Regions from separate parts of the Mus musculus genome. Here all the other regions are linked to region 3. Evidence: chromatin loops called from intact Hi-C (ENCODE). Cell type or tissue: left cerebral cortex. All regions are shown on one strand. Links, peaks and the distances in the headings refer to the core of each region. The heading gives the core; the rest is flanking DNA.

What was found. A loop is a pair of places that touch in the nucleus more often than their neighbours do. Peaks named below come from ENCODE experiments on the same cell type or tissue, not always from the same donor. Only the 100,000 strongest peaks of a DNase experiment are listed, where the experiment ranks them.
Region 1: a loop joins it to region 3, with 2.7 times the contacts of the local background. A loop is called at or near these places in 3 of 42 quality-filtered maps.
Region 2: it touches region 3 in a loop (2.2-fold over the local background); 3 of 42 quality-filtered maps call a loop at or near these places.

What each region holds. Positions count from the first base shown.
Region 1 is chr11:108,749,520-108,760,191 of GRCm38, reverse strand. Cep112 (centrosomal protein 112) reads right to left here. Exons shown (of 27, transcript NM_001373899.1): 22 at 7,552-7,614; 23 at 2,373-2,522. Among named protein-coding and RNA genes, the nearest start is that of Cep112it, 63 kb to the left of the region's middle. In left cerebral cortex, for the core only: no CTCF peak of the experiment used is centred there; DNase peaks (open chromatin) are centred at 2,403, 3,337, 5,334, 7,701 and 1 more place; H3K27ac peaks cover 589 bases.
Region 2 is chr11:108,599,646-108,610,317 of GRCm38, reverse strand. Cep112 (centrosomal protein 112) reads right to left here. Exons shown (of 27, transcript NM_001373899.1): 20 at 3,923-4,105. Among named protein-coding and RNA genes, the nearest start is that of Gm51924, 35 kb to the right of the region's middle. In left cerebral cortex, for the core only: no CTCF peak of the experiment used is centred there; a DNase peak (open chromatin) is centred at 5,019; H3K4me3 peaks cover 1,053 bases; H3K27ac peaks cover 478 bases.
Region 3 is chr11:108,458,399-108,469,070 of GRCm38, reverse strand. The region is part of intron 4 of Cep112 (centrosomal protein 112); the gene reads right to left. Among named protein-coding and RNA genes, the nearest start is that of Cep112, 38 kb to the right of the region's middle. In left cerebral cortex, for the core only: a CTCF peak has its summit at 4,799; DNase peaks (open chromatin) are centred at 3,965 and 4,750; H3K27ac peaks cover 339 bases.

The DNA.
Region 1 (10,672 bases), core at 959-8,958, 290 kb before region 3:
TTCCCTCAGAGACATGGGCAGGCTGCCTGAGAGCTGGAAGCTCAGAGAGGATGAGAGAACTTTCTGGAAATGTCTATGACCAAGAGTTAAGTGCTGGGCATGGAACTGGGGTTAGGTTGGTGGAAAATTAAAGTCTTTCTAATAGTCTGCAGGCCTGTCCTTGGATGTACCTTCCCTTCTTTACCTTTTAAGAATCAAGTTGTATATGTATAGATGAAGAAGAGGTAATTTGAGTTATATGTACACATGTCAAGATATTTTGTAGTTTCATGTGATTGGTTTCCGAAAGTTAAAGACAATAAAAAGTACGAAACAGGCAAAAGAATTTGTAAGAGCTAAGTGATGTAATGGAACAAAAATAAATGAAAATGTTTGTTAGAGAAGCCAGAATGTGGTGAGGCTTGGATGAATATCACCTATTATTCTGTGTGTGTGTGTGTGTGTGTGTGTGTGTGTGAGAGAGAGAGAGAGAGAGAGAGAGAGAGAGAGAGTACACCAGAGGAAAAAGTCAAATAAACAACTGCTAATAAATCAACTTTTATCTTAACAGTGTTAATAGAGGTAGGTAAACAACCTGGTCTCTTTACATACTAAGTAACACTATCATTGCATTTCCACTTTTTCTTTAATTAATAAACTTTTATTCTCCAGACAAGATTTTGCTATAAAGCTCAGGCTGGCCTTGAACTCATGATTCCCTTGGCCTTAGCAGAGTGCTGCAATTACAGGAATGTGCCATGGCTTTTTAACTGACCTGTAACTGTAATTTGTTACTATCAGGAAAAATAAACTACATATGTTTCTGCACATGTTATATACATATCAACTGCCATATTTAAATTCAGTCTGTGATTTGGGATGGGTCTGAAGTTATGATTAAAAGGCTTTTCCCTTTTATCATGCAAATGGAGTACAACTATAAGAATAAATATTTAAAAATGGGTAATTGTACTATTTACAATTCTCTCAAGGTATCTTTAATCCTCTAAAAACAATGCTAGGATGGTTGCTGGGGTAACCTAACTCATGTCTTCTTCTGCTTATAAATGGGATCCACTTGTTTATTTGAAAATTGGAAATTACCAACCACTTGGTTATTTGGATATAAGTGGAAGAGAAATCTACTTAAAAGGTAATTTTATGTAAGAAACAGTTCAAACAAACTCTACAGCTAGGTCATGCAGCAGACATTCACACCAGGCCAATGCACTGACTGTGGTGAAAAGTGGGCATCCACAATCGAAAGGGGCTTGGAGGACAGATGCTCTCAGTGGCAAGAACTCGAAGGGAAGATGGACGCTCTTGGTGGCCACAACATGAAAGGAAATGGGCTTTTGTTTCCCCCCTTTTGTCTTATAACCCAGGGATGCAAAAAGCTTACAAGTAGAAATAAATAGGTAACTCATTATTAATCAAATCCTGTAAAATTAGGAGGTTGTCTGTACTTGTCTCAAAAGATTTTTCCATCGCTTAAAGCCTTTTATTGTATTCAATACCATGTAGGCTTACATTTTACACACACACACACACACACACACACACACACACACAGAGCAAAAATTTCTTTGCTGTCTATGATTACTCTACATGTTTTAAGTATTGTTAAAGCAACGGCAGTAAAAAATAACCTTTTGCTGGGCATCCCTTAAAACAATTTTGTTCTCCTTTCAGCCTTATTTATAAAGGTTTCCAGATGCTGCTCCTTACAGATGAATCGCAGCATGATGTAGACATTTACAATAGTATCCGCCACTATGAAGCCAAGGACAATGCTTCTTTGAGCTCTAACTGCCTCTAACCCAGAGGATCAGGTCCAGGGAGCTCTCTGTTGCTACTAAGGTGTGAATGGTTCTCTGAAGCCATTTAGAAACAACCAAAGTTCTCAGCAGCAACAATCAACCCTGTGCAACGTCAAAGCATATCAGATGGCTGGCATTCCATGCCGGGGACAGATGCTATTGCTCACTCAGTGACTGCACAATGAAAGGATGTGGGCAAAGAGCAGATAAAAATGGAAAGCTGACTTCTGTATGTGCTAGGCAGCAGTGCTGAGCTCAAACACTCATTCTAATTTCAAGAGACAATTCCAAAGTAATTCTCAAGAGAAAGGCGAGGTATTTTTCAGATAGTTGTTCAATATGAATGGCTAAAGCTTGCCAAAAATGACTTTTTATGCTGGCATGCGATCTCTTGGAGGGAAGTCAGCCTGAGTCACTGGATACATCAAAGGTAGAGAGTCCAGTGAATGAATTACTGCAGGCTGTGTGAGCAAGCCAGATACCTGAGTTCATCTGCCCACTGCTGAGATTCCAGCCTCCTTTTAATTACATGAAAGCAGCTGGTACCACTGGTTGCTGGAGTCTTCAGATTACCTTGATTGCTTGGTCATTATCTCTAATCAGCTGCTGCTTCTCATCTTCAAACTTTTGTATAACATCCTGGAGCCGCCTTTCTGCAGCAAGCTGCTGCCGACTGCTCTCCTCTTTCAGAGAGGAAATGGTTGTCTGAAGTTCTGCTATGATCTAAAATGAAAACAGCATGCTGTAACTTCAAATTCTCCAGCAAGAGGCATCTATTTTATATGTATTTATGCTTAACAAAAGAATGAATTTGGCAAAACTCTATTCCACAAACTGAACATTTTCAATTAACATATCACTCAGGATAATGCACAAAATTCCACACAATAAAAGGCTCCAATAAAACTGTGAATGGTGAACAACTGCTCAACCAAATATTTTTGGAAGACATTTCCACTCTAACATTCCACAATATTTACTCATCAGAAGAAAGAACATCTGTGATCTCAAAAAAATGAAAAGCGTCAGATTGTATTTTATTGAGAAATAAACTTTTTAAGAGTGAGAAAGGCTGGTCTGACTTTTGTAAGACTTTGTACTACCACCACCTATCATTTCCCCAACCCCCATCACCACCCGCCCCCACCACCACCCACCAAACTCCCAGCAAGCTAAGTAAGTTCATTCCTCATGGCCACTTAATTCTATGCAGTAACCCTTGGGCATTAACTACTGTTTATGGATTGTGTTGAAATTTAAAGTTTTTATATCACTTGCTACTGTGAGATACAAAGCGAGGTTAGATATTTCACCTTGTTGAAGATGATTCCCAGCTATGGAGCTAGGTAAGAATTGAAGCCCACAGACAGCTTCATCCTCCAGTGAGCCAGTTTCCTTTTTGTTTTTTAACAAGATTTTGGTATCAAAGAGAAGTTCATACTTCCAAACAGGTTGTCTCCTCCTTAACTATGCTCATATGCTATACTCATGAAAGTTTACTCTGGGTGGGTGGTGATAAGATGGGTGATGGGGGGTAGGTGGTAGTGGCGGGTAGGAGGTGGTAGTTGGTAGTGATGGTATACTTTTAAAGTACAAAATATATTTTCTCAAATGTTAGGACTGAGCAAATCAGTAGTGAGAGTAGAGGCATGCGGATCGGGAGCTGGAGGACAGTTTCAGCTGTATGTTGACTTTGAAGCTAACTTGGGCTACATGAAATGTTGCCTCAAAAAATTGAGGCAGCCAAGGTTGAAGATAAAAATATTTTGGGGATATTTCAAATGATTTTAGGGGCTCAAAACCAGGATATCCCTCATTTTTAAAGGATTGTGAACAATGCATACAAGAAGAAATGAGTGTAGGTGTTGGAAGGAGCTGCGCATAAGCAATGCTGCAAGGAAAGCATGATTGCCTCTACAGTCTGTAGGGGAGGGAATAAGGACGTCTGTGGGACAATGGGATCATATCTGGAAGGCTCTTTCTAAAGCTCATGAAGGGAACATGAGGCAGTGTCAGGACACTGGAGTAGAACGAACTCTACAGCCAGACAAGTGGGTAGAATGGCTGTCACCTAAAGAGATTTAATATTTCAGACTAGGAGGTGATCAGAACACTAGGTTTACAAGCAGAATGTAGCCAAGGAACACAACAGTCAAGTCTACTGGCTGTAGACTTAAGAGTGTATGAAAACACACTTCTTCACCTTAGCTCAGTGCATACATCACTAGCACTCACTAAATATTTGAGTAGTGATCATAATGGTAAATAAAGTAGTGAACTACCATGCTAAATAGGAAACACTCATCACCTGGAAAACTGAACTGACATAATCTAGCCAGTCCATAAATAATAGTAAAAAATTTCTGAAAGAAAAATAATACATTATAGACAATCATTATTGGGAATGTCCAGTTTGGATAGAATCATAAGGAACACAAAATGTCACTAAGTGTTCAACCTCTATCTACCTCAGAGTAAGGACTGGATTCGGACATTTCCACGTAGATATGAGAAATTAACGCTCTGGTTAACAACAGGGGCTGTTTTGGGAGGGGTGTTATAAGCAGCCTGATCCATGAAAGCAATAATAGCTGCTAATAATTGTTAAGCAATGAAACTTTACATAGATATTAGGATCGTATTTAACGTCTTTACAGAATGTAAAATAGAGGTTAAATTTCGATTTTTAAATCATTCTACGTTTTTTTCTAGATTTTGGTACACTTTGAAACTCTTCCTCTAAGTTCAATAGCCAACATAAACCACACCTAAAAAAGACAGGAGGGTATTGGGGCTCCTAACAAAATACAGGAAGACAGAGACCCCTGCTACCCTCTACTTCTTGGCATGGCCCCTGGACACAGTTGGGGCATTAATCTGCACCATGAAGGGGAAGCAAGCCAGGGTAGTGATGAGGGATGATTGGCAGGGGGGTGGGGGTGGGGTTCATGTGGCAGTTGGTCCTCTTCAGCTACGAATACTTTTGTAGAACTGTAATACCTTGTTTTGGGATCTGAACTGTGAAGACTCAGAAGGCAAGGTAACTGTCTAATCTTCAGACAAAAAGAACAAATCTGTGACTGGGAGAAGTCCCATGGCCAGAGATGATGCCACCCTTGTGCTATGATGAACGCTGTGTGGTTCACAAGGGGCACAGGCTCTGAGTGTGCTGAGGTGAAGTGCACATGTGCTACTAGGACCAAAGCTTTTGATAAAATCTCAAAGATCAAATAACTTCCTTTACAGGAGGAAAAGATTTCAAATATTTTCTAAATTTAAACGGCTGTTCTCTTGAGCACCCATGGACCCATTTCTACTATATTCACATTTGCACTGCTCTTAAGAGGGAGATTTTAAAATTCCAATAAACACACTGAAGCAACATTGCTTCTGGCGCTCTCATGAGCTCAATGAGATATGCATTAGAGATTTCTACAAACTAGCATCTGAAAGCACAAACAGTCCATGGTTCTGAGTTTTTGAAAATGTTTATTTAAAAATAATCTGTTTCTCAGTAGTGCCTGGCACTGTAGGCGAATGCTTTCAAATGCCAGTTCATGGCTATAAATACTCACTGTCTCAGAGATGGGTACAGACGAGTGCTGTTATCAGAGTAAGGCTATCTTCCATTTGACATTCCTTTAGTATGTGTGTTTCTGGCATCAATTGATCTTTAGTTTATGAAATGATTACCGTGCCTGATAGTTACTGGTTTTTTTCCCACGGCCTTTCCCTTAATGTCTTGAAGAAAAATAGCATGCTTGCACATTTCCAAATTTTGTAGAGAAATTTCATCAGTCTTTAAGCACCTCAAAGCATGGTGTCTGATGAAAAAATTCCAACTTTCCTCTAGATCTCTTCCTTGGTTTTCTTCTTCCTTTTCCTACTGAAATATTCACACACCTAAGGTTGCTAACAGTTATTAAATGTTTTAGTACATACAAGGCACTATGTGCTTTGGCTATTAATTTTACTTACTAGTTAACAGTGTCTTAAGAAGTAGGTAATAATCTTTCCTTGACTAATGAGGAAACTAGATTCCAGTGGTGGCAGGTAAACTCCCTGAAGGACACACAGGTGGCACCACTGTCTGGTATGCCAACCCAGCCTGTGGACTCCTGGGCTTTTCTACACGCTAGCATTTAATTTGCTCTAATGTCACCTGACCAGTCTTCTGCACACACTCTGTAGCTCAGCCTAAGTTTACACTCTGTTCACACTCTTGTGAGTTAAGCACTTGTATTAGCCAGCTTCCATCTTACTGTCTCTATCTTCCATTTCAAATAAAGCAAAAGAAGCACGATGCCAAATTGCAATTTTTCATGTTTCTGTTTCAACGTTAACTTGGGAGTGCTCAGATCTCTTTCAGCTGGTTATAAGCATCATCTTGGCAGACTGACAAGGGCATTTCTTCCTAAGGGCTGGAATAATGGCAACCATGCCATAATCATCTTTCACATGAACACATATGACTATTCAATTAGAGACTTCTGGGTTTCTTAATGGTTTGTGAATTATATAACACGCTCATTTTAGAAACAATTACAGAATTAACATTTCCTGATAACCATATTCAAAGTTTTGCTGTATTGGGAAGGTGAAGCACTGGGGCAGGCTGGTATGTCAAAGGTCAAGCTTGCCACTTTGAAGTCAGATCCAGGCTGAGTCCTGGCTTAGTCACTTGCTAACTCCTATGAGCTCATCTCTCTGATCTCTGTTTTCTACCCTCTACTGCTGAGCTACATCCTTAGCCAGCTCTTAACTCTCCGTTTTCTCAACTGGAAAACGGAGCCAATACGGAAGACTGAATAAAGTCACTAGGTTTTTGCCCAGGAATGTTGGGTATTGCCATCTGTTCTGTTGCTCCTTTTATGAGGCATTCATAAAATGTTACATGAATTTCACTTTATACACCATTGTACACAGGCAACGACACTAAAGCCAAACTTAAAATCACTAGACAGGAAAACTGTAAAACTAAATGGTTTAGTTATTCATTTACCAAATGAAGGTAACCACTGGTTACATCTAGGAGAACTCACGGTACTCCAGAGGTTTGATGCTCCCTAACTGAAGCTATTGGAAAATGGACCAACTCGTGCAGCAAAAGTACTGCCAGCATCACCCCTCAAGCAGAGGTGGCGTTTTAACTGTTAGTCTTCCTTGTAGGAAAACAGCCAGAGTTAACCAGCCAGCGATGGATGCAGGGATTCTTTTCCTTCCTCCAGAAGAAGCCAGCAGTTGAGCTTATAATTTAACCTAGAATTGTATGTCATTTTAAATTAGTTAACAAGCTAGCTCATGGGTGCAACAAGTTAGAATATTGAAAAAAAAAAAGGGAAAAACAGATGTTATCAACCTGCTTACATCACAAATGTAGGTGTGTATCTCCTGCCCTTGTGAAATGTGTTTCGGCCTGGGCTTGCTCAGTGTGCTAGCTAGTTTTACAACATCTTTGTGTGTGTGTGTGTGTGTGTGTGTGTGTGTGTGTGTGTGAGAACATTAAGGTGTGTGTGTGTAGTATGTTGGTTCAAATGGTTCAATATGTACAATTATTCCTAATTTAATAAGACCGAAGTATTAAAAACATATTTTATTTATCTACCCATAAAAATAGCATACTAATCCATGAAAAACTGACAAGAATTCGATTTAACTCTGAAGTACAAAGGCTTTGTTGTGTTTGTCGGTTTCCCTTTTGCGTTTGCTTTTGGATTGATTGTTTTCTTTTGTGTCTTTGGCTCATGCTTACCTGAGAAGATTTGGCAAGCTTCTGAGTGTATTCCTTCTCGATCTGCTTCAGCCTGCTGTTGGCCTGCAAAACACACGTACACGAACACACACACAGTGACCTGTGAGCTTGGTATCTCTTCCACATGCCTATCACCAGGCAGCTGGGATGCCTGCCAGCTGCACCGCCCTTCTGGGCAGCCAGAAAACCACAGGGCTCGTCTTTGATCTGACGCCAACTATTCATCACTGAAGAAGCAAGCAAGAAAAAAAGATCTCTCCTGCCAATTATTAGACAAACATAAGACTTCTGTGGATAGAAAGAAAAAGGGAGAAGGAGAGACAGAAATAGACACAGCAAGTGTGGCGGCTCAAAGGTAAAGGAAGGGAGAATGAAGAGCAGGAAGGGAAAGGGAGACAAATGGGACAGGGAACTGGCAGAGGAGGAAGGGAAGGAAGGGGGTGAATTGAATGCTCTTCACCTTAGCTGAAAAGGAAAATAAGTGCGCTCAGACAAAGACAGGCGTGAAAAGTTCAGACCACTAAGCAGAGTTGAGCCCCTACTTGGCTGAACACACAAGAGCAATCTTTTGAAGTGACAAATATATCTAAATCAAAGTTTTCTCTCCTGGAACTAGGGTAGCCTTCCCAGAATAAGTCCACACTGCTTAGAACGTGATTGTCCTCCTGCCACTCAAGCCTTGGTCTCTTAGATGTGACCCTCTTCCTGCTCTCTGGGAGTGCTTGAGATCTTCAACCTTTCCTTGGTGCTCAGATAGGCGAGAGTGACCCACCCTATCCAGGGCCCCTTCCCTGTCAAGCACACAGACCTTCATTTCTTGGAAATGGTTTCAGCATGTCTGCTCATCTATCCAGCTTCTCTGTTTTGTCATCTCTTCACTGTTTCTATTTTCCATATCTTTGTCTTGATTTCTCTTAGAGTTTCCTCACCTTTTACTTTAAGACATTCTATGGGATTAGAAACAACTGTCAAAGTAGCTGGAATTTCTATCGGTTCTTTCTTTTCTTTGAAGCAGCATCATTATGAACTCCCACTTTATAAGTGAGGAAACTGAGGCACAAAGTGTTTTGGCAACCTGCCTATCACCATATAGTACAGAAAATGATGGAGCTGAGACTTAACATCTGCCCCAAACACACACACACACACACACACACACACACACACACACACACACACACACCAAACTCAGTAGCTATTTTAACATTCATCCCAAACTCTAAGTCACAGTCCATGCCCTTTTTTCTTTTCTCTTCTCCTCTTTCTTTCCCTTTTCCCTTCCCTCTTCCCTTCCCTTCCCTTCCCCTTCCCTCCCATCTTCCTTCCTTCCTTCCTTCCTTCCTTCCTTCCTTCCTTCCTTCTTTCTTTTCTAGTGCTGTGGCTCAAACTCAGAGGTTCTAAATGGGACATCTATGTCACATGCCTTCTCCTAAGGTCCAGGGATCATTCAGGAGGAAGGTGCAGAAAGACTGTAAAAGCCAGAAGAGGTGGATGACTGTATTAAAATTGTTTTCTGGCCACAATTGGCAGTCAAACATGAACTCACAGTGCCTTGTCAGCAAGCCCAAGATCTGCACAAGATCATTCGAGACAAAATCCTAGCAGGCAGTGGGGGAGGTATCGGGAAGCCCCACCCTTAGCTGAGGAACTGTTGGCAATTGATGGCGAAGAGGGGGAAGAATCCGTTTTCTTTGGGGAATAATACTCTTGAATGTGTATACATGCTCCAGTAATGACCCCAAACCCCTGCATATATTGGCAGCACTAAGAGAATATAAGAAATTGGGAGGGAACCGTGGTAGGAGACACAGGATGCATTACGGGTTGGAAATGAGGGGTAGATTTGATCATTACACATTGTATACATACATAAAATTCTCAAGCAATGAAATAGTGTTACATTAAAAACAAACAACAAACACACCCACAAAACAACTCCAGGGCTTCATGCATACTGCTCCACTGAGCTGTATCACCAATCTTTCATTTTAAATCTGACAGAACTTCCTCAAGAAATAGAGATAGATAGGCAAGTGCTGTCTAATTGAATCGCATACTGGAAGGAGGGAGCAATCCATGCAGGCTCTTATAGTCATGGCAGTAAGGCTGAAGTGACACAACCTGTGAGATCCTAGAAGGCTGGTTCCCAGCCCTAACAAAGTATTGCAGAGAAGTGTTTGACAATGGATAGATATACCACACCCAGCCTTTTCCTGTGCAGTCTCCTAGCCCTTACTTTTGAAACAATCCTTTCAAAACTGTGCTTATAGCTTACTCCACAAATTTCCACATCTGCAGTCCCATCCAGTTTACACTCTAACTTTGTTAAAATGTATCAAGAGCACATGACCACTGCTATTTGTCTAGAAAGCTGTCACTTTCCACCCCAGCTCTGTGACTGACACAGTCACTTTCTGTTACAGAGTTGGGGCCACTTTGAACCTTTTGAGGTTTATTGGTTTTGATTCATATTCTGCTAATGTTACTTATCAAAAAATGCTTGATGAAGTATTTGTTGCTTTTAAAATAAACACTTAGAGAGCTCGCACCATACACCAGGCACTGTTCTAAGTGCTTTACAAATATTTACCCACTAGAGAACCTAAAAATTAACTGCAGTGCTGTAAAGACCAATTTCCTTTTCAGAGATGTTGGTCAGTGCAGAGAAGTCTGTGTCTTGGCTGCAGCTCCTTGCAGGACCTGTGGCTAGCTGTGTGGCTTGCAGGACCTGTGGCTAGCTGGCCCAAACAAACGAGACCAACTCCTTTACTGATAAATATCCAACTCATCCAGCTAGGCTAGGGCTGCAACATTGCATACAACACAGAAGAACCTCTCTCTACTTCTGTAGAGCTTCTGCTCGAGTGAAAAATATACTTTCAAAAGGTGATGATTTAGATGGTCTGATTGTCCATGATAGAGATGAAGGCAGGAAAGGGGGTTGTGAAAGGGAGAGGGAAGTTTGTAAGATGCAAAACACAAGTTCTCGAACACCTCCTAGAGAGACACAGGAGGCCATGGCCAACTCTAAGTACAAGGGCCCCGAGTCACAATAAAAATGTCCAGTGCAGGGGGTCAGTAAGCTAGTCACTAAGCAGTGACTGAGCTGAGCTCTGAGGAG
Region 2 (10,672 bases), core at 1,772-9,771, 140 kb before region 3:
AGTAGTATATATATTTTAAAAAGTCAAAAAACTTTTGATAGACAAATGCTAAGTCCAAAGACTGTCAATAAGTAGACACACTAATAAGGTCCAGATTACACATATTGTGCAATTAGCCCTTTAAAATTTTTTAAAGAGTTATATTAATGCTTAATTCATTGCAGTACACATATCCAAATTATCAATGGGAATTTATAACTTGTGCTCATGTATGCAAATTAATAGAAAATGTAATGCTGTTAAAATACAATTTTTAAAAGTTTTAAAAATAAGTATCTTCCAAGGAAAGTTTTTAAAGTAGAGGTCTATAATTTTACATTTCATAGTACGTCTATAATTTTACATTTCATAGTACGTCTATAATGGGTAGAACTTCTAAATGTGAATCAATAAAGCAAAATGAAGATGATTTACCTACTCACTACACAAAAGTTGTTTTATCATGATTAGAATCATGACTGTTCACTTAAGAAGTTCATAACATTCAGTATGCCAATGTCATGCAAAATCCATAGAGCACATAGAAGTCATACGTTTGACATGTTTTTAGACATTGCTAATAAGTTTCTCCAAGGACGCTGTCCTGAGGGGCTCACAGTGCTTGCCAGTTGCCCTATCTTATTGATCTATCTATCCTGCAACAGGTCACATGGACCGTCTAAGGTGGTAACACCACCTCTGGGGTGGTCACAAAGGCACCATAAAACTGTCTTTTGGTATTCATATAAACCTCCCATTGAGGCCAACCAGAGACAAGATTAGGAAATCTCTGAAAGGGTCATCATCCTAGATGGACAACCAACAACCACAAGTCGATACAACTTAGGATTTATTTTTCTTCCAGGTCAACATTATGAACTCACTATGTGCTAATACTAAAGCAAAGTAACAATTGCATACAGAACTGCCATGCTAAGCAGAGCTTTATAAGATGATATTTATAAATTTTCTTTATATTAAAATATGATTCAGTCAATTAAACTGTTCTCCAATTTCAGTAAGAGAATGTTGGTTAATGAAAATATTTGAATAAGCCATGGTGTTGATTTCCATCGATCTGGATTTTTTTTTTCTAAAACATGATCTTAGACAAATCCAGACTGAACATGTTAAACAAGGGTGACAAAATTTAATGTACATTTTAGCAAGCATAATTATCACATAATAATATATTCTGTTGCTAAAAAGTATGAAACATGACACATACACATAGAATAATGAACTAATAAGATGAGGGTGGGGACTAACTATTCTTAAATGTATTACAAGTGATATCCTTATTATAGAAAGGGGGAATCACTAGGGTAAATTTTAATTTGTTACAATTATAATCATATTCACTAAAAGGATGTTCCTAATTGGCAAGTCTTACATAGAGAAGGACAGCTAAATAGTAACCATTGTCTTTCAGTATATACTATACTCTGTAATTGGAAGAAGCTGGAATGATTTATTTTTTATATTATCTTCAGTCTCAGGATCTGATGGAAGAGAGCGGCAAACAAAGCCACACTATCCAAATCAGACACTGCAGTAGTGTTCTGCCAGCTAGGGACTGTACAAAATGGCCTCCAATGCTAAACTGGATGAACCAAATGTTAGCTGAAAATGAAATCTCTCTGGAAATAAAAAATTCAACAATCTAATATTTAAAATATATGTGTTTTTCTACATCAAATACCATGGTGAGTTTTTTTATTTTCTATTTTGAAAAACATCAAGCCATTTTGTGTATTTTAAATTTGTGAATGGAATTCAATAACTCCAAGACATCATACATTAAATTTTTAGGCCACAATCATAAAAAGACATAATATAAAAATTAAGGAGCTACCTGAAGGATACTGAGCTAATATCTTCAGATAAGCACCATAGACACACATTTTTAGTGTTTTGGTAGCCATAAGATTTTTCTAAACTGTAGTTGTTAATAAAAGGTCTTTAAAAGTATATTCTCTGAACACATCTAGGTACCAATGTGTACCCAATTCGTCTCATGTTGCTTAGGAATGAACTGACTCCGGGTTTGCATGGCTTACTGCCATTCCCATGACAGCAATCTCACTTAGTCAAATGCTTAAGAAAAACACAAAATGTGTGAAATCTCCCAAACCAAAGCATCGAAAACGGTCAGAGTCTTCCCAGTGAATACTTTGATGAGCATAAACCCAGTTAACAGCCATATTGCATCATTCCTATGGTTGAATTACACATAATAGTTCTGAAATTTCCCTTTTGTTATGATCAGACGAACCGCGCCCTACATGGCAGGTACGGCATATGCAAAATAAGAAAGATTTCCTATAAATTTGGCATCTAGTGTGTCAGCTTTCCACCACAGCACCAAAATAGTCAGCACGTAAGCAAACTAATGGGTTTTATTGTATCTATTATGCGATTTTTCCATGCAAACAGATCCTATACTGATCCAGACCTCGTGTCCCTTATCATGGAAGGACAATGGTAAGGTTAACATTATGTCTGAAGGAGAACATAAGTTTGAAAATAGTCTTTAAAAAAAATCAAAAACAACAGCATATATTTTCTAAAGATTCTAATGAGGTTAATAGCAAAAGTATAATGAACGTTGTTAGAAACCACATGATTACTCTCGGACCATGCGTATTATAATAATCACCTGTTAGTAACCACATACCCATAAAGCAATCAAAACATACATCCCTAAAAATGTCTATTACTGACAGAAAATCTGATCAAGTCTACTCCTATTGTACCAATTACTCTCTGAAATAAGACAAACCAAGGTCAAATGAAAAATACCCAACTCCCATTCTTTGCCTTACCGCCAGCTGCTCTCCACTCAAAAAATTAACATCTTCTTTAATTAAAAATGTGTTGATGTTTAGGTAATTACAGAATTGCTTAAACACATACAAACCAGAAGATTTCTTTTGCTATTTGGAAATTCTCTTATTTTAGAAGGAAGGATAACCAGGGTTGCTTCTAGTGTGGTTAGCATGCTTGGATTTCAGTGGCAAAAGAGGTCTTTAGACCCACTAGATGATATGGTTTTATTAGAAAAGAAAATTATCTTTTTATTGTTGTCAATTGCTCTTACATTTTTCTTTAATAAAATTTCACAGCAATCTGCTCAAGAGGCTATACTAAAGGCCCTTGATTATATATACCCTAAAGAATGTATTGTACCACAAAGATACATACCCAATAAGATTTTTTTCATCTGAAATTTATAAAGATAATTTTCCATGCTGACAGTGCACATTTCATCCATAAGTTTGAAGAGTCAAATGCTACCACAGCTGGGGGTTATTCTGCCAAATGGCTTCCAACAGGGACTACAGAGATGGAGGCTAGGAGGCTTGTGTGTGTGTGTGTGTGTGTGTGTGTGTGTGTGTGTGTGTGTGTGTGTGTGTGTGCAGGAAAAAGCAACAGACCTGATGAGAAAGAGCACTTCTCTGGAGTCATTTTTATCAATTATCATCCAAGTAAGGTAATCAAACATAGAGTCTCATGGAGAAAAACAACAATAGGCAGGAGAAGCAAATATGAAAGCAGCTACTTGATTGCCTTCAGAGATTAAAACAAAAAGCCAGGGGTGAGGCTAATATATTTCTTAGGGATTTTCTAAGGCTGAGGGGAGGGGTAAGGGGCATACCTTTAAAAAAAATCATGAAAGGAACTGAGACAAGATTATAAAAAAAGGGACCAAGTTATAGCGCGCCATGGGATTTTTAATCTGGCTACCTGTGGTTTCTGTAGTTAAAGCCTTATTCATCCTCCAAACAGGGGGTGGGGCGGGGGGAGAAAACAAAAAAAATCACATTTATATGTCAGTTTTGCAAATGATCAAACAGCGTGCATCAAGAAGAATAAGAAAACATGAAACGCTGATGACTTTTTAAGATAGACACCCGTTTTAGCAAATATTATTGATAATTACCTGAGCATCTCGTTTCTTGGACTCTTGAATTTGATTTTCGTGCTCCATATTGGCAGCGCGAAGCTGTTTCTCCAGGTTTTCAATTTCCCGATCATGGTCTCGGACTAGGCTATCCTTCTCTGCGCTGTGCTGCTGTAATAGGTGCGTCTTCTCCTGTTCATGCTCCAGCTTCAGCTCTACTATCTGATTGGACAATGAGGAGGACAGTTCATCAACAGAACATCCTTGTCGTCATGACAACTCATGTACAGCTTAATTTTCCTCTAATTTGTCCAAGTTGAAAATTTTATTTTTGCGTCATTATTACCTCACCCTTAAAATACATTCATTTGATGGGGAGCATTTTATCTAAAACCCCTAATATTCAATATGCTTGGCATATTCAGGAAATCCTTTGCAATCTGTTGACACTAATGTCTGAACACTGAAAAAATTGATGTTGAATACTAGGTATTTCCTCCCCAAGAACTAGGCATTACTGATCAGCAATGGCTGTAAACGGTTACTAGTCAGTATGCCTTGCTTTCTGCTGGAATATAAACATGTAAAAAGCAACAATTAAGTCGATCAGTTCCCTTTATTATTTCCCCATAAAAGATCTGAGCTAAATACGCATCTGGATTATTGTATATACAGTTGTCTTTTAAAAATAAAATGATAAATTTCAAAGCTCTATTATCTCGTTGTCAGCTCGGCACACCAACATAAACAGATGTTATGTCTTCCAGAAGGGCACCTGCTGTGCCGCAAGCCTGCGCCATGATTTCATAAAAAGCATTCTATTCTCAGGATCCTTTCCCAGTCCACTCCACACTGGAGACTGTGACCTTGGCCAGTCTTAGCCTCTCCCTGCTAGACTGAATGGCAGCCTGAGACCAAGGGCCTGGTTGCCGCAGCTTTGATACTAATCCTCCCAGACTGTGCACAATGGCACCCTACCTGGCCTGCAAACTATAGCCAGCCAGGCTGTCTTTGAAGCAGGTGATGAATAGGGGACTGCAGGAAGCCAGCTTCCCCAGTGAACTCCAGGCCACACAGCTGCTAAGAACAGTCACTTGGATTTTTCTTCAGTTTTGGTGGATTTCAGGGTGTGTGTGTGGGGGTGCTGTTATTTAGAATATGTTGTGTTATTTTCAGCGTGAGAATTCATCTTCAAAAAAGCTAACAGTAGGAGTCTGCTCCAAATCGATCTTGTTTCCTGCAATGAATCACCAGACTACCTTATCTTAAAGCTATAGCAGTCATTTCTCCAGGAATGCACACAACACTAAATCTCAGAAGTAATTTTTCTATGAATTTTAAAGTTTTAATTCCCTAATTGCAAATAAGAATAAAAAAACAAATTAAGTTTGCTTTTAGATTAGAACATATGTTTTAAAATATTTTTATTGTGACTTTAGAGTTGGGAAACCAATAATAAATTTATAATTGTTCATAAATGTGTTATATTATTTAAAATAAATGTATGCTAATTCTTGAACCTACACACTTATGATTATGTTACAATACTACATAAATAATATAGAAAATATGTTTTGCATCAAATTTACTTAAAATTTGGATGTTTGTCCATATATTATTTCAATGTATTAGTAAAGAGATAAATAGTACACATTTATAGTATATTCTAAGTATACCAAGTAGTAAAGGAAAAAGGTTTTTATTATCTAAAATAAATGCATATGTTTTATTCTGTGATTTATACAAGTATAATATTAATCCCAAAAGAAAAGGGAAACTAAAGTGAGCATTATTAGAGCAGATTTTCAGCAGCTAACTGTATTAATTATTGAACTAGAAAATCTTTAGTTCTTGGATGCATTATTATTTCTACTCAGTGTTATAGTATCAATTATCACTATAATAAAATTTAAAATGTTAATCAAAATTCTCTAAACATATTTTACAATGAAGAGAAGTAGAGGGAGGCATAGAACATTCTACTGAGGTCTTTGAAAATTTGGAAAAATAGGTACGACTCAAAATTGATAGGAAGCAAAATAAGTAACCAAATAACCTGAAACTACAACGGAAGAATTATAGAATACTTCCCTTGAAAGGACATATGGCAAGAAATAGGGATGAGGCCCTAGTAATGAGTGATGCCCAACTGCTTACCCTTCCTTGATCTTACAGGTTTCATACATACATACAATGCATTGTGGTTCTGTTCACCCCACTACTCAGGTGTGCTCCAATCCCTCCTTCTGAGCCCTGTCTTCTTCTCACCTAGTCCCCGCGCCTGCATTAGAGAAATGACATCACTTCCTTCAGCAACCATTTGCAGTCAATTAGCTTCCATGAGTACCTCCTCAATTCACAATGGAAAGTTGGAGGGCCTGTATATGTGTGTGTGTGTGTGTGTGTGTGTGTGTGCGTGCGCGCACATGTACATGTTTGCAATGACTAGATGTGAGCCCTGTTCCATGAGCAAGACTATACATACCTTATACTACAAATCAAGCCAGAAGCCTATAGTTGTTGAGGGCATGAGCCCAAGGAAGCAACACACCACTATTGAACATGCAGTCAGACAGCCATCTAAATATTTATACCCAAAGACTGATGCAGCTTTTAGCCTGAAGTAGAGAGGATCGGATTTTTTGTTTGTTTTTTGTTTTCTTGTAGAGGGTGGCAATTAAATCAGATATTTATAAGCCATCAGAGCTCTAAGAATAATAACTAAAGAACATTCAGTCTTGAATACGACAGTGGTGTCATCCCTACATTCTGACCCCAAAGGCCTGGGGCGGAAGAGAGGCTGAAAAGAAGTCAGGAGGCCGAGGATGAAGATGACTTCCATGGAACACTACCATCCCAGGATGACATTGCTGAGCTCTTCTACAATCTAGTGATAGTTTGTTCCCACATTACCTCAGCATCTTTCTAACCCCAGGAACCAAAGGGTTCTGATAGCCTAGCCAATTATTCTGTATTGGTCAAATGTGTTTCATCATTTTAAAAAACAAATAAGAAAAGAGTTACTGGAATTTCAATTGTAAAAGTGGATGTTAATGAATTGTTAGTTTAATATTTTTCCAGTAAGTCTTCTTAAGGAATAAATATCTAGGTTAGCGAATCCTGATAAATGCAAGAGCTGAGGACTCTCTGCTCACTTACAGACTATGCAGCTTACTTCTGAATGTTCTAAGCCTCTTCTGGATTCAGCCTAGGTTTCTTCACTGTCAGATTATCCTGTCTTCTCCAGATAAATGGCAGAGTCCACAGGGGGAAAAAAACCGAAATATTCTGAAGATGATATTCACAATCACGAAGTGCATCACTGGGGTGGTACTGTGTTAGAAATCAAAGCTTTGCTAGACCCTGGTCCTTCCATATCAACTGAATAGTAAAGAGTGGTCCTTTGACTTTTTAGAATGGTCCTTTACTCAGGAGCACAGCTCTCAGGGAAGCATTAAGCACCATCCTTCTTGTTTTGGACTAATGGATACTTTGTGTGGAGCAATAAAGTCTAAGAGTTAATGTAGAAGAAGAGTTAGATTATGGAAATGCCCACGTTGTAAAATCAGATAATATACACATGGCTGAATACTGCATGGTCAGTCAGTGAGATTCTGAGTCAAGCGAGGTGGGAAGATCCAGGCCTTTGTATATGCAAAGGAGAATGGGATGCACAGTGACAAAGACTGGTTAAAGAAGTACGCATGAAGAGTCAAGAGAGTTTCACATTTCTAAGAGGCATGGAACAGCTAAAAACATGTTTAGACATCTATAAAACATTGTGTCAAGATAAAATGAGGGTTGGAGCAATGGTTCAATGGCTGAGAGCTCTTCTTGTTCTTCCAAAAGACCTGGGTTCCAGTCCCAGAGAAAGTAGAAAGCAAGGAAGAAAAAGAAACCTAGGAAAACTGAAAACTTCTCTAAAATAAGATATCAAAGTGCACACTGTGCACCAAAGAAAATGAATTACAACTGAGAACGGCTCTGGGTTATCACTCAGTTCAAACATGGTGACCTCAAACCCAAACCAGTCATATAAACAGTAAGAGTTGTGGGTAAGATTTGAGAAACTATGAGATGACTAGAAAAGCTAAAATTAATATTTAGTGTCAAAAGGCAATGTGAAACTGTACACAAAGCTCTGGTGGAAAAGGATAGCCAGAGAGCTTGTTACCCAGTGAAGCCACCATTTACACACTTGGTAATTACTGGACCAGCCACATAGTGACCGTACTGTGAGCTCTTATAAAGATGTTCAATGACAAGATCTCATCATACCCAAACTGCAAGGAAACTGATTTAAATAAACCCAAATCCATATAACTGTAGGAAGGGTCATAGGACTATATACATATACATATACATATACATATATATATATATGTATATCTATCTATCTATCTATCTATCTATCTATCTATCTATCTATCTATCAGACCTCAACAATGGATAATGCTATAAATGACAGACTGAGAGGAGCAGCAAAGAAGTCTAGACAAGTTAACTTGAGTTGTTGTGGTAGGAAATAACTAATGTCCTCAAAAAAATTTAAAGCACCATAAACTTGATGTGTCATAATCAGTATTCTTTTAACATCCAAAGTACCCCTTATATGAAGAAATAGCTTTCTAAACTTCAGAAATGTTTCAATTTCTTTTCTTCTCCATCAAAATTCACTTAAAATTAAAATTTACATTTAAACAAAACTGGCAAGTATGGTATGGTCCTGTTCTAAAAATCTGTTTTTATCTCCAACCTCCTTATTCGTAGATTTATCAACCTCATGAAATTTATGTGCTGACATCATTAACAACAGTCATTTCTGGAGGTTCTGAATGAAGTTAGTTCCCATGTCATGCTGCAACAGCTTCCATTGGAGGAATGTTTCCATAGAGTGTTGCAAGAGTATTTCGACAAGGCATGCACTATCCCTCCACAGCAATGGTCTCTGGGTCTGTAACCCTCATAGATACGATATCTAGGTGAAGGACTGTGATTTTCCACTTAACAAGACAACTAAAGCATGTTCACCAACCCTAGACTTTGCCCTCATGTTTTGCACACTGATTACTCCTCTCATTGGCTCCATGTCTATCTTACTCCTAGAAAACCATGCTCGCTCGCTCTGTCTATCTGTCTGTCTATCTATCTATCTATCTATCTATCTATCTATCTATCTATCTATCTATCTATCTATCTATCACTAGAGACCCTGTGGGGAAAGACCCTTCATCTGCAGGCTTCTCTGATTGTTTTGCCTAACATCAGACACTGGGTGTCCCATGTATTGAATACCATTTTTGATCCCTACCATGCTGTTGAAAGTAGATAGCTCAGTTCCAAAAAAAAAAAAAAAAAAAAAAAAAAAAAAAAAAAAAACCTCCTGCATTTGTCCACTGGAACACAGAGGAAGCCAAGACAGCATGAGCTGCTCAATAGACACAGCATTCCCACCAACAGTAAAGTCCTCTAGAGAAGGTAATATTAGCAACTAGGCCCCTCTTGGGATAGGTTTTCTGGACTAAGTGGCATAAACTACCCTGGTATTTTCATTTCCTCAGTTTTGATCCCCCCCCCAAACATTTTGCCAGGGAGTCTGGTACCTCCACCATGGGTCAGTATAACTGGAAGAGCAGTGAAGCTCACTAATAAAAACTACCAGAAACTACTCTAAATATCTGTTAAACATTAGGTTATAGTGTGTGTGTATATGCGTGCGCGCACTCACTAGAGTATAACTTGAAAGGATCTGTTGTTCCTTCTACCATGTGGGTCTTAGGGACTCAACTCCGGCATTTGTGGCCTTTACTGCTAAGCTATCTCACAAATCTACCTACATTTTTTAAATGACAAATTAAAAGCAGTTAAGTCATTGTGGGTTTTGATCAGCACAATAATAGTTCAAGGAATAGTTTACTTAAATACATTAGTTATTAAAAGAGAGATTTTTTTTTCTATAGGGATTACCAGGCAACATTTCAATACCATGCCAAATTCCACTAGAGTGTTCTCTGTAGAAAACTTTAATTTCTTGCTCATGAAATTTAGTATTACTTTTATACTCCTTGTAAGACATGGTACAATATCCACACAAAGAAGCAGGTAGAACCTTTATACTGCCCATTCCTGAGACACAGACCTAATATCATCATCTGGTTATAGCTCTGAGCAAAAGACCACATCTAAAGTGTTAAAAGGAGCTACATCTTTCTTTAAGACGCTAGACATCCAGCTCAAGTAGGGTAAACTTTACTCTGATTTTGGCATGACCTCACTAGACTGGTTTTATGTCCTTACAAAAGGAGTTGGCATCTTTTAAAATAATTTTAAGATACAAAAGGTGCTACTCTGTTGCATAAGAAAATTACTTCCTTACCTGTGCCCTCCCTTCAGGGCATATACAACCCTCTTGGTGTCTTTGGAGTCAGAGTGAAAATACACTGTAATACAAAATCTGACACTTGATATAATTTTGTGACTAATTGTTACAAAAATTCCTCCTATGGAGAGTAAGTAATGTCTATACCTTCTCCTATGGCCCTAGTGGCAAACTGGGGCACAATTCCATGAAAGTTCACTCTGAAGAACCAAGGAGTTTATTGGGTTTCCTTATAAAGTATTGATAAAGGGATACTTATTAGGGTGTGGGAACTCCTCCCCCAAAGGTTTTACACACAAGGATGAGGGTCTCAATAGCTGTATAGATGGAGTTCCCCCCTCCTAATCTTTTTTGACCTCAAACTTATCCCTCTGAGAGGCCACAGCAATCACAGCAGAGTTACCTGCAAC
Region 3 (10,672 bases), core at 1,511-9,510:
GCCATGAGAACACCTGAAGGAGACAGAAGGGCAGCTCAGCAGCAAAGATGCACCACCGAGGCGCATGCCTGAGTCTGAGCCTCCCGACCTACATACAGGTGGAAAGAGACCCAGTTCCACACATTTCTACTTTAGCTCCCATCATGTGGCACACATATCCTCACACACACATACTCAATAAATAAATAAAGCAAACTTTAAAATGAATGCCCAAAAAGGCAAACTACTAGATCAAAAAGACAGTGCTAAAGCAATGTAGGGCTTGGGGTAGGGTAACACTAATAAAATAGCATCCTGTGGGTTGGTTACTAAGCAATGCTGAATGTCTGCATAAGCTGCTTTGAAGAGAGCTATGCTTTATAAGCCTGTAAGCTTCCCAGCTGGGCAACAAGTTAAAAGCAAATGATAAAAGTGGACAAGCAATATTTTGAGAATAACTTTATTAGTCAACATGCCTGAACTTGTACAAGCATTTAAATTTTGGTTTATAGGCAGATACAACCTGATACTCTAAGCAGTAGCCTATTCTTTTTTGAGAATTGATTAAACAATCATAAAAGGAGCTATAGTTAAAAATTGAAAAATGGTTAAATATTAAAAGTACTTCTCATACAAAATATTAATAAAAAGGAGGCCTGAAACATTTATCTATTTATTGCATAGGAACATGCATAAAAGGACAAACTATTAATTCATACATAGCTGCTCCTAGGTACCAAGCAATAATATTAATATTTTCCCTTCACAATAAGTTTTCTGAAAAGATTCCTACCCTAGCTTGTCACTTATTTGTCAGTCAACTACCAAATGACTTTTAGTCATCCTACCCTTCAGAGATATCCTTCAGACTACCCTTCAGTAGCCCCCGCTCCACCCTACCAATACATGTTTATAAAACTAGGGTCCTATGTCTACCCTCAGTTATTTTAGTTATAGTTGTATCTGCTTTTCCTGGTTAACCAATATACTTCTGGTATTTCAAATAGCAAGGGAAGGCTTTGCTTACCAAATATACAACCCCAATTCATATTACTCTCAGCCTCCAATTCCATGACAAATACAAACTAAACAGCACTGCCTCCAATTCAACATGTCCAAAACTACGCTGGTAGGAAGTTCCTAAAATAAGCACCAATACAAGCCAAGGAAAGCAGAGACAGGGCAGAAACCAGCTTCTTGTCAGGGTAACTAGGCCAACTAACAGAGGAGGTTGATATCATCACTAGGATCTGGCTGGCACAAGAAACAGGATACTAGGCACAGAAGTTGAATTCCATGCCATGAAGCTGTCTTCAGCTGGAAATACAGCTAACTTGAACTCTTAGGTATATACAAAGACAGCATCAAACTTGCGGTAATGGAACGAGCAGTCAGAGTGCAAGTTGGACAATGAGTAGGAGGAAAGCCAACCCACAAGTCTCTGTGAATAACAAGGCTGCCTGCCATACAAAATACCTACCTGGCCTGATGCTTGCCCAGCCTATAACTGGTATATGTGCCCAATTTAAGGGTGTGAATTAATTTCAGAGTGCCAAAGCTAACAGAAAGAAAAAATTTAGTATCTTAGTAACTTTCCCTGACATGTTTTTTACTACTAAGTAATAACACTAGAGAAAATATATATTTTCCCTTTTACTTTTTCTAGTGCTAAAATATATAACCCCATTAAACTATTTCAAATACCAGTGAAATGTAGATTTGCCCTGTACCATTACAAAGCTAAACAGTGTTTTGTTAGTAAGATTTAAAACCCAAAGGAAGATCAATTAAATATTCTCCACAACAGAAATAATCTACAAGAACTGATGCCACTAAGATGGTAGAATGGGAAACCTCAGGGCTTCCTGCCTCAGTTCATGAACCAATTTCCAGTGTGCACCATGGAAACACCAGACTAGAGTCTCCTGCACCACAAGCAATGCTACAACCACGTGCATTAAAACAGGTAGAAGGGAACATGTGTGGGTTCTCCGGCCCCAGCCTCATCCTGGGGTGAGGAAGAAAGAGAAGGCTGCATACCACCATATTGATTTTCCAGGTCCAACTTACAAGTTGGATTTCGGTCTCACCTGAATCTGAGCTCTTAAAAGCTGTCAGGTTATGAACTGCTAGAACGCACCAAGTGTCCATTTGTGCACTAGGTAGTTAGAGTACACGCTCAGCACAGAACTAACAACTAAATCGCCCAAACATCACTTTCTCCCAGGGAGGGAGAAAACTGGGACACCTAACACTCTGGCCTTGCAGAAGGATGCCTAAGGGACTAGATGACATAGGCAATGACGGGGCCAGAACTCTCTAGATGCATGGGGACTCTACTACTCCAGTTTCACAAGAAGGGAAAGAAAAGGCAAGAATAAGTCAGATATCTTCAAACTTTTTCAGGAGCTTCCCAAAGGACTTATTTAACCTGTTTTGATGTTATAATGGGATCAGGTAGAACCTAATTGCACAAGAAAAGACACAAACAGAAAAGCAACCCAAAGTTGGGTCAGGACTCTACTGCTCCAGAGGACCCAAACAACTTACAGCAGCAACACCAAGGGCAACAGGAGGTTCTAAGCTCCTGAAAACAAGAAAGAACAAGCAAAACAACCCTCGGGTGGTTATGCATGCGTCAGAAGACACATCCACAGAAAGGCTGCAATGGCCACAGAATTTCTCTCCAACTAATTCTTAAAGGTCTTCCACCGTTCAAAGAAATAATCCAAGGGACTGGAGAGAAGATTATTTTCTACATATAAAGAAACCAACACGAAGTATTAAGGATTGTGTACTATGGCCCAAACAAAGGAAGAAATGAATCTCCTGAAGTTAATACTTAAGAAGCAGGAGCCCAAGAATGACCTGTACCCAGTCTGCTTGCTTATGCCTGCAATTCCAGCCTACTGACAAGAGGGCTGTCATGAGTTTGAGGCCAGCCTGCTTACCCTGGGCCAAGGAAATGAGACCAAAAATAAAATAAAATAAAATAAAATAAAATAAAGTCTGTCAAAATACATAAGTATCACCAAAATACTCAATATGCTTGGAAACACTGAACATAAAAAAATGAGAATTTAAATAATTGGAATATTTTTAAAGAAAAACAAAACACGGGGACTAAAGAGTACAACGACGGAACCACAAGCGTAGCTAGAGGAGGTCTGGAGAGCGCTCATCAGTGAGGAGCATGCGCTGCTCTATCATGAAGACTGGCATTTGATCCTATCACCCATGTACTGAGCCAAAGGAGTAACTGTGGGCTTGCCCACCTGCACCCCAGTACCCAAGTAGCAACTCAGAGGCTCGTTTACATATGACTAGGTGCCTAGGCCATAAGCTAGGGCTTGTTCCCCATTAGCTGATAACTTATAAAACCATTTGCATATTCTATGTCTGCTACCATGGCTGGTTACATGCCTCTCCTGGTTTCATACATCTGACTCCCTAAGAGTGAAACTTTCATGCCTGACTCTATCCAAGAGTTCCTCTCCTCCCCAGATGTCCCACCTTCTAATTCTGCCTCAGCTCATTGGCCATCAGCTTTTCATTGACAGGTGATGCTTCCACACAGTGCACAAGAGATTATCCCTACAAAAGGTCCCACAAACAACACTGAATTCCAGTTTCAAGAAAGCCAACACCCTCTTGGGTGTTGTTCATATATACATATACCACCATCCATATCCACATGCACCTACACTCACACACAGACACACATTGACACACACATGGCCCCCACACACATACACACACAGTCATACACACAAGGCTTACACACAAACACACACACATAAATTAGTAATCTTTTTTTTAATTAACTAGAGGGATTCAATAACATTCACTATAAAGAGCACAAAAAAGAATTAGTAAACCCAAGTCATCAGGTTTAAAATATCCAGTTGGAGAAACAAAGTAGCAGGGAATGGAGTGGGAGTGAAGGAAGCGTACAGAACTGAAAGGATCGCCCATCTGACCATCATGCAGTACTCTGTTGAAAAAGAAAAGGCAGAAATGGGCAGCAGGCCTGCTTGCAGGAGTCCACTGACAAAAAGACATCCAGATTTATATAGCTTGAAGAATTGCAAACAACCCAAATGAAAAGAGAGCTGCACTGTAGCACATTATGAATCATACTGTCAAAAGTCAAAGAAAGGATCAGAGATAAAAAATAGAGTGAAGTAACTAATATACAGTAGAGCCTCTGAAGACTTCCAGGAGACGTCACCCCAGAATCCTGACAAATCAGGAGAGACTGGGGTGATATATTCAAAGGACTGAAAGAGGAAAAAAAGGGGGGCTACCATAATTTTATGTCCTGCAAAGCTTTGCTCTAAAAAAGAAAGCATTTCCCCGCTACAGACACAAACTGAAGGAGTGCACTGTCACTAGACCTAATTCAAAAGAAATGCTGCAGGGATGTCCCCAAGTCAAAGGAGAGTAAAGCAGTTAGCAACATGAATAAGCGTGTAAGTGTAAAGCCCATTAGTAAAGACAATTGCACAAGCAAATAAAGATCAGTCCATTAATGCAATTTTAACATTCAAATTCAGTATAAACACACACATTTTAAAAGTAACTAAAGCTACAGTCATTTGTGAATGGTATCTAATGTAAAAGGGTAAAAATGGGGACATTAATAAGATGTGTGCAGGGAATAGGGGTAAAGAGTTCTTGTATTCATCAAAGTTGTTATCACAGGCTTAAAATAAACACGTTCCTTCCAACCCCTCCCCGGCGGAGGCTTCAACAGTGGGCGGCACTAAATCCGTATGTACTGTACTAAGAGGCACAGCCACTAAGTACCGGGGCGCACCAAACACAACACATTCTGAACACAGAGCATGCATGTGGAGATGGAGCAAACGCATGGGATTTCACTGTACACCCAGAACAAGCACAATGTATAAAACATGAATGATTTATCTCTGCAATTTTCTTAACCACTAAGCCATCTTTATAGCTATCTCTGGAATTTTCTACCTAATACTCTCATACTACAGTTCACTGTGACTGAAACTGTGGAAAGTAAAACTGTGGATAAATGGACTACTGTAGCCCATTATAACTAAAACATGATTTATGCAAGTTGTATAGTAACATAATTTTTAATGTAGTAAATATATAAAATATAAATAAAAACAATCCAAGCAAACCAAAAACAATCAAATCACAAAGAAAGGCAATAAAAAAGAAGAAATTAAGAAAGGAACTATAAACCATCAGAAAGCACTTCACAGAATGGCCATGCTAAATGCAAAAATGAAAAACTAAACAATACACTTTAACCAATGGATCAAAGACAAAATAAGCAAATTTAGAAAACACAGAAACAACTGAAAATTACAACATAATAAAATGTACAATATGAAGTGAGAGCAATGCCTCGAAGAAAAGTTATAGCTATACAAGTCTAACAAATGAAGAAAAATCAACAACCTAAGTTTAAACCTTCAAAAATTAGGGGAAAAAAACTGAGCCCAAATCCTACAAATAGAAAATATTAAGATTAGAGCAAAGATAAAAAAGATTATAGAAAACTCAACAACGAAAAGAATTAATCTTCTGAGAAGATCAACCAAGTGACACACTTAGTTAGCTCCAGACACTGAGGTAAAGATGAGGCTCACCTAAACCAGGAACAAAGGAGGCGATGCCACGATTAATTTATCAAAAATGAGAATGTTTTCCAGAGAATACTGCCATCAGTCATATGGCATATTGGATACTTTAGAAAAAATGAAAAACGTCCTGAAAATATAAAACCTGCAGGATCTGTGTCATGCATGAAGGAGGCAGGGCATGATCAGCCTGGGCCATGCAACAAGCTAAAGAATAATGTGGACTATATGTGCAGCAGCAATACCCTGTCTGAAAAAGAAAAGAATTAAGAGGGCCACCATACGCAGACACCATTGCATACTCCAGCAAGATTTTGCTGAAGGGACCCTGGTATAGCTGTCTCTTGTGAGGCTATGCCAGTGCCTGGCAAACACAGAAGTGGATGCTCACAGTCATCTATTGGATGGAACACAGGGCCCCCAATGGAGGAGCCAGAGAAAGTACCCAAGGAGCTAAAGGGGTCTGCAACCCTATAGGTGGAACAACAATATGAACTAATCAGTACCCCCAGAGTTCATGTCTCTAGCTGCATATGTAGCAGAAGATGGCCTAGCCGGCCATCATTGGAAAGAGAGGCCCCTTGGTCTTGCAAACTTTATATGTCCCAGTACAGGGGAATGCCAGGGCCAAGAAGTGGGAGTGGATAGGTAGGGGAGCAGGGCGGGGGGGGGGTATAGGGGACCTTCGGGATAGCATTTGAAATGTAAATGAAGAAAATATCTAATTAAAAAAAGAAAAAAGAATTAAGACGGAAACGGAGAGAGATGAACTTGTTTATAACAATATCAAAATAGAGTAGAATATCTAGAAATTGATGTGACCAAATAGATATATGCCAGAACTATATAACACTAATGAAAGACACAAATAAATAAAAAGGTATTCCATGTTCATGGGCTTGAAAAATTGATGTTGTTAAAAGATTTATACTACTCAAAGCAATACACATCAAAATTTTGATTGCTTTTCTCATAGAAAAATAAAAATTAATCCTAAAATCTACATAGAACCAAACTGATCATATATAATTAAAGCCATGTGGAGGAAAGCCAGCAAAGCTCTAGGCATGCAACTTCTGGTTTCAAAATACAGGACAAAGTGACAGCAAGGAAGACAGTGCAGCTCTAATACTGGAATACTATGAATTCCAAAAGGAGAAAGCAAAATAAAATGGATACAATTTTTATTTTTTTGGTTTTTTGAGACAGGGTTTCTCTGTGTAGCCCTTGCTGTCCTGGAACTCACTTTGTAGACCAGGCTGGCCTGGAACTCAGAAATCTGTCTGCCTCTGCCTCCCGAGTGCTGGGATTAAAGGTATGCACTATCACTTCCCAGTCCAATTTTTAAAATATAGTAATAAAATACCATTCTAGATTACATGGAAACAGACCTGGGCATGGTGGATATGACTGTAATTCGAGAGCTACAAAGCCTAAAGCAGGAAAATTCACCATGAATTTAAGGCCAGCCTGAGCTACAAAATTCCAGATCAGTCTCAGCTGGAAATTATTCTAGTTTGCTTTCTGTTGCTGTGATAAAAACTGTAACCAAAAGTAACTTAGGTAAGAAATTTTATTTTATCTTACACTTCCAGGTCACAGTCTAGCTTTGAGGAGGTCAAGAAAGGAACTCAAGGTAGAAACCTGAAGACAAGGACTAAAGCAGCAACTATGGAGATCACCTCCCCTTCCTGGCTTGCTCCCTAGCTTCTAATCCTTGCTTTCTTATACAGTCTGAACCATCCTGCCTGGGGAAGATGCCAATCAGAAAGCTGGGCAATCAGCTTGTAATCAAGAAAATGTGTCAAAGACATACCACAGGCCAATCTGAACAAGGTGACACTCCCTCAAATAATTCCAGGCTGTATCACTGGATGAAGTTAACAGATGAAGTTAACTAGGAGAGAAACACTACGGAGAGAGACAGACAGACAGAGACAGAGGGATAGAGGGGAAAGAAAAAAAGAAAAGAATGTGTACAGAAGGGAAGCCTGAAAGCTGACCTTCAGACGCCACCATTGCCTGGGATGAACACGGTGGAAACTGAAGGCCTATCTGGTTTTGATTCCAGAGATGACCAAAGGATTTCCAGAGGAAATCAAAGTCAGTCTTCTCACCAAGAAACCAAAGACTCAGCTGGAGATCTTGCTCTTGAGAAAAGACTGCAGTGGGTACGGCCATGGTGCCATGTAGCTTCTCTGTAGTACTCAGAAGAAACTACATCAGAGCAGTCATCCGGGCCTCTGGCTCGCAGTCTTCCCAGCCCTCTGCCACGATGTTCCCTGAGCTTTGTCGGAGGCTGTGTGACAGATGTACCCACTGAGGTTAGGAGCTAAACTGTCAGTTGGTCTCTGAATGTTGGCCAGCTGTGGGTTCTGGGGAACTTGTCATGTACTGAAAAAAGATTTGTTGAGAATGTATACCCAACTGTCTACGCATTCCTGATGTCCTTAGACTTCATGCCTGTGGGTATAAGGGTAAGGATTTAAATGTAGCAATAGGTTCTCCTCTGGATCCATAACCTTGCCAGCAACAGGAGGAATCTCACAGCCTCCAAGCCTACATGAAGAGCTACAGACAGTTAATGGCTTCTGGAAGAGGAGAATCAGTCTTCTCCAGGGAAGAACTGTTCACAGGTTTCCAATCCCTCGTGATCAATCCTAAACATATACATACATAGGACTCAGCAGTGCATGCATATGTGTGTGCACATGTGCATATGTGTGAATATGCACAAAATAATAACTAAGAGGTCATGAATTGAAAGGACAACATGGGAGAATCTGTGAGAGAGGGAGGAGGAGGGAGAAGCTGTGAGAGAGGGAGGAGGAGGGAGAAGCTGTGAGAGAGGGAGGAGGAGGGAGAAGCTGTGAGAGAGGGAGGAGGAGGGAGAAGCTGTGAGAGAGGGAGGAGGAGGGAGAAGCTGTGAGAGAGGGAGGAGGAGGGAGAAGCTGTGAGAGAGGGAGGAGGAGGGAGAAGCTGTGAGAGAGGGAGGAGGAGGGAGAAGCTGTGAGAGAGGGAGGAGGAGGGAGAAGCTGTGAGAGAGGGAGGAGGAGGGAGAAGCTGTGAGAGAGGGAGGAGGAGGGAGAAGCTGTGAGAGAGGGAGGAAGAGGGAGAAGCTGTGAGAGAGGGGGGAAGAGGGAGAAACTGTGAGAGAGGAAGGAGGAAGAAATGATTTACTTTCAGTACTCATACACAACATTCTAAAAAGAAAGTTATAAAATCATGTCAAATGATTTCCAAAAAGGATTGCAATTAGTGCAGCTGGAGAGTCAGCCCAATATGCAAGACTATGGATCTGAATTCAGATGCCCAACAGTGGGGCACATGTGTAACCCCAGAGCTAAGAGACAAAGATAAGCAGCTACCCTGAGTTCTCTGACCAGCCAGCCAGTCTAGCTGAACTGGTGAGCTCTGAACCTTCAAATTCAGTGAGAGACAATGAAAACACACACACACACACACACACACACACACACACACACACACACACACACTCACATGGAGACATTTGTGATCAACCACTCTACTCCACTCACTGGCACACTATGCACACACCAGTACACACATAAACAAACATATCATAGCCTCAAAAACCATAAACTTTAAACCAAGTTTATGCTGGTTTAGTAACTAAATTGTTATGTCCCTCTTATCTGTGATGACCATGCAATGAGTCATATCCCAAGATGGAGTACTTCACACTTCTTGAATTTCGTGTATAGCCTCTCCACACTGTATCTAGGTTGGGTTTGTGATTCGTTTTCTTTAATAAAACACACCAAACTGAAACTCTGGTAGTGCTAGGACAAAGCCTTAAGGTAGCCCTGGAACAGCCACTTTTACACAATGAAATGCTGCGTATCCATTCAGAAGTCTGAATGCCCTACTGGAGAGAAGAGAACATCACATGGAAAGGCCACATGGAAAAGTGACATGAAAAGGGAAAACTCTGACACTGCATGGCAAAATGACCCCAGCCTTCAGAGCTAAAACAGTCTGCTAGCCACCTAACCATCCCACCACCAAGATGCCAACTGAAGGAGTGAGCTATTTTCAACATTACTGCTTTGTCTAGTTTCTAGATCAGTGCAGGCCAAACCAAAGAGGGAGAGTGGTTCCACTCAGTCCAGCCAGTCAACACATAGACAAAGCAATAAAATCATTGTCCTTTTACTTCTTAAGATGAGTCATTACAGAGTTATATACCAATAAGACAGAAACTAGTTCCTAGAAGCAGTTAAATAACTAAAGCCTACAGCAACAAGTTCTGTGGTAGGACAGGCACCTGGCAGAGGTGGGAAGAGTTTACGTACTACCATGAAGAAGGCTGAAAGGACATGGAAGAAAATGATATTTAGCATAAAACAAAAGACCAATCCACATGGTCTGGAGACAGAAAGCTTGGTAAATATCACCTTAATATGGAAAATAAAAGGTATATTTAATGAGTTTTATAATACTAGACTAAAGATAATCCCAGGTAAATACTAAAATGCAACTAACTTATTTTAGCCTAATCAGAAAATGTGGAAAGAAAAAAAAAAGAAAGAAAGGTTTCAATTTCCAGCAAGTACACACTAAAGACATTCCCAACCCAGGGCTTGTGACCTTTAAAACAAACAATTTCTCATTCTCAGTTTCTCATACCAACAAAAGACCCCAAATTAAGACCTGAAATTCAAGCAAGGTTTGAGCACTACCTGTATAGAAAGGCAGACTTGCCAGGGTAACCCTGTGGTGAGACTGAGAAGGTGGGAAGCACACACTCACATACAGAGTCCTTTAAGATAAGTGTGTGCCTCACATACAGATCCATAGGCACACAAGCTCTCTAAATCTTGCTGAGGTTTTCTCTCAAATATTCTCAGCCAAAAGTCAAAAGGTAAAAATGACATATCTCTAAGAGAGATTAAATGTGGCTTTGATAGTGTGAACCCAAAAGGAATGCACAAATATCTATGGCCACTGGACTCCAAAAGGGGGAAAGCTTCTAAAAAAGACAAACTAGGAAAATTACTCAACTAGAAAAGAAGGAAAACTCAGGGAGCCTAAGGATAACACAGAGC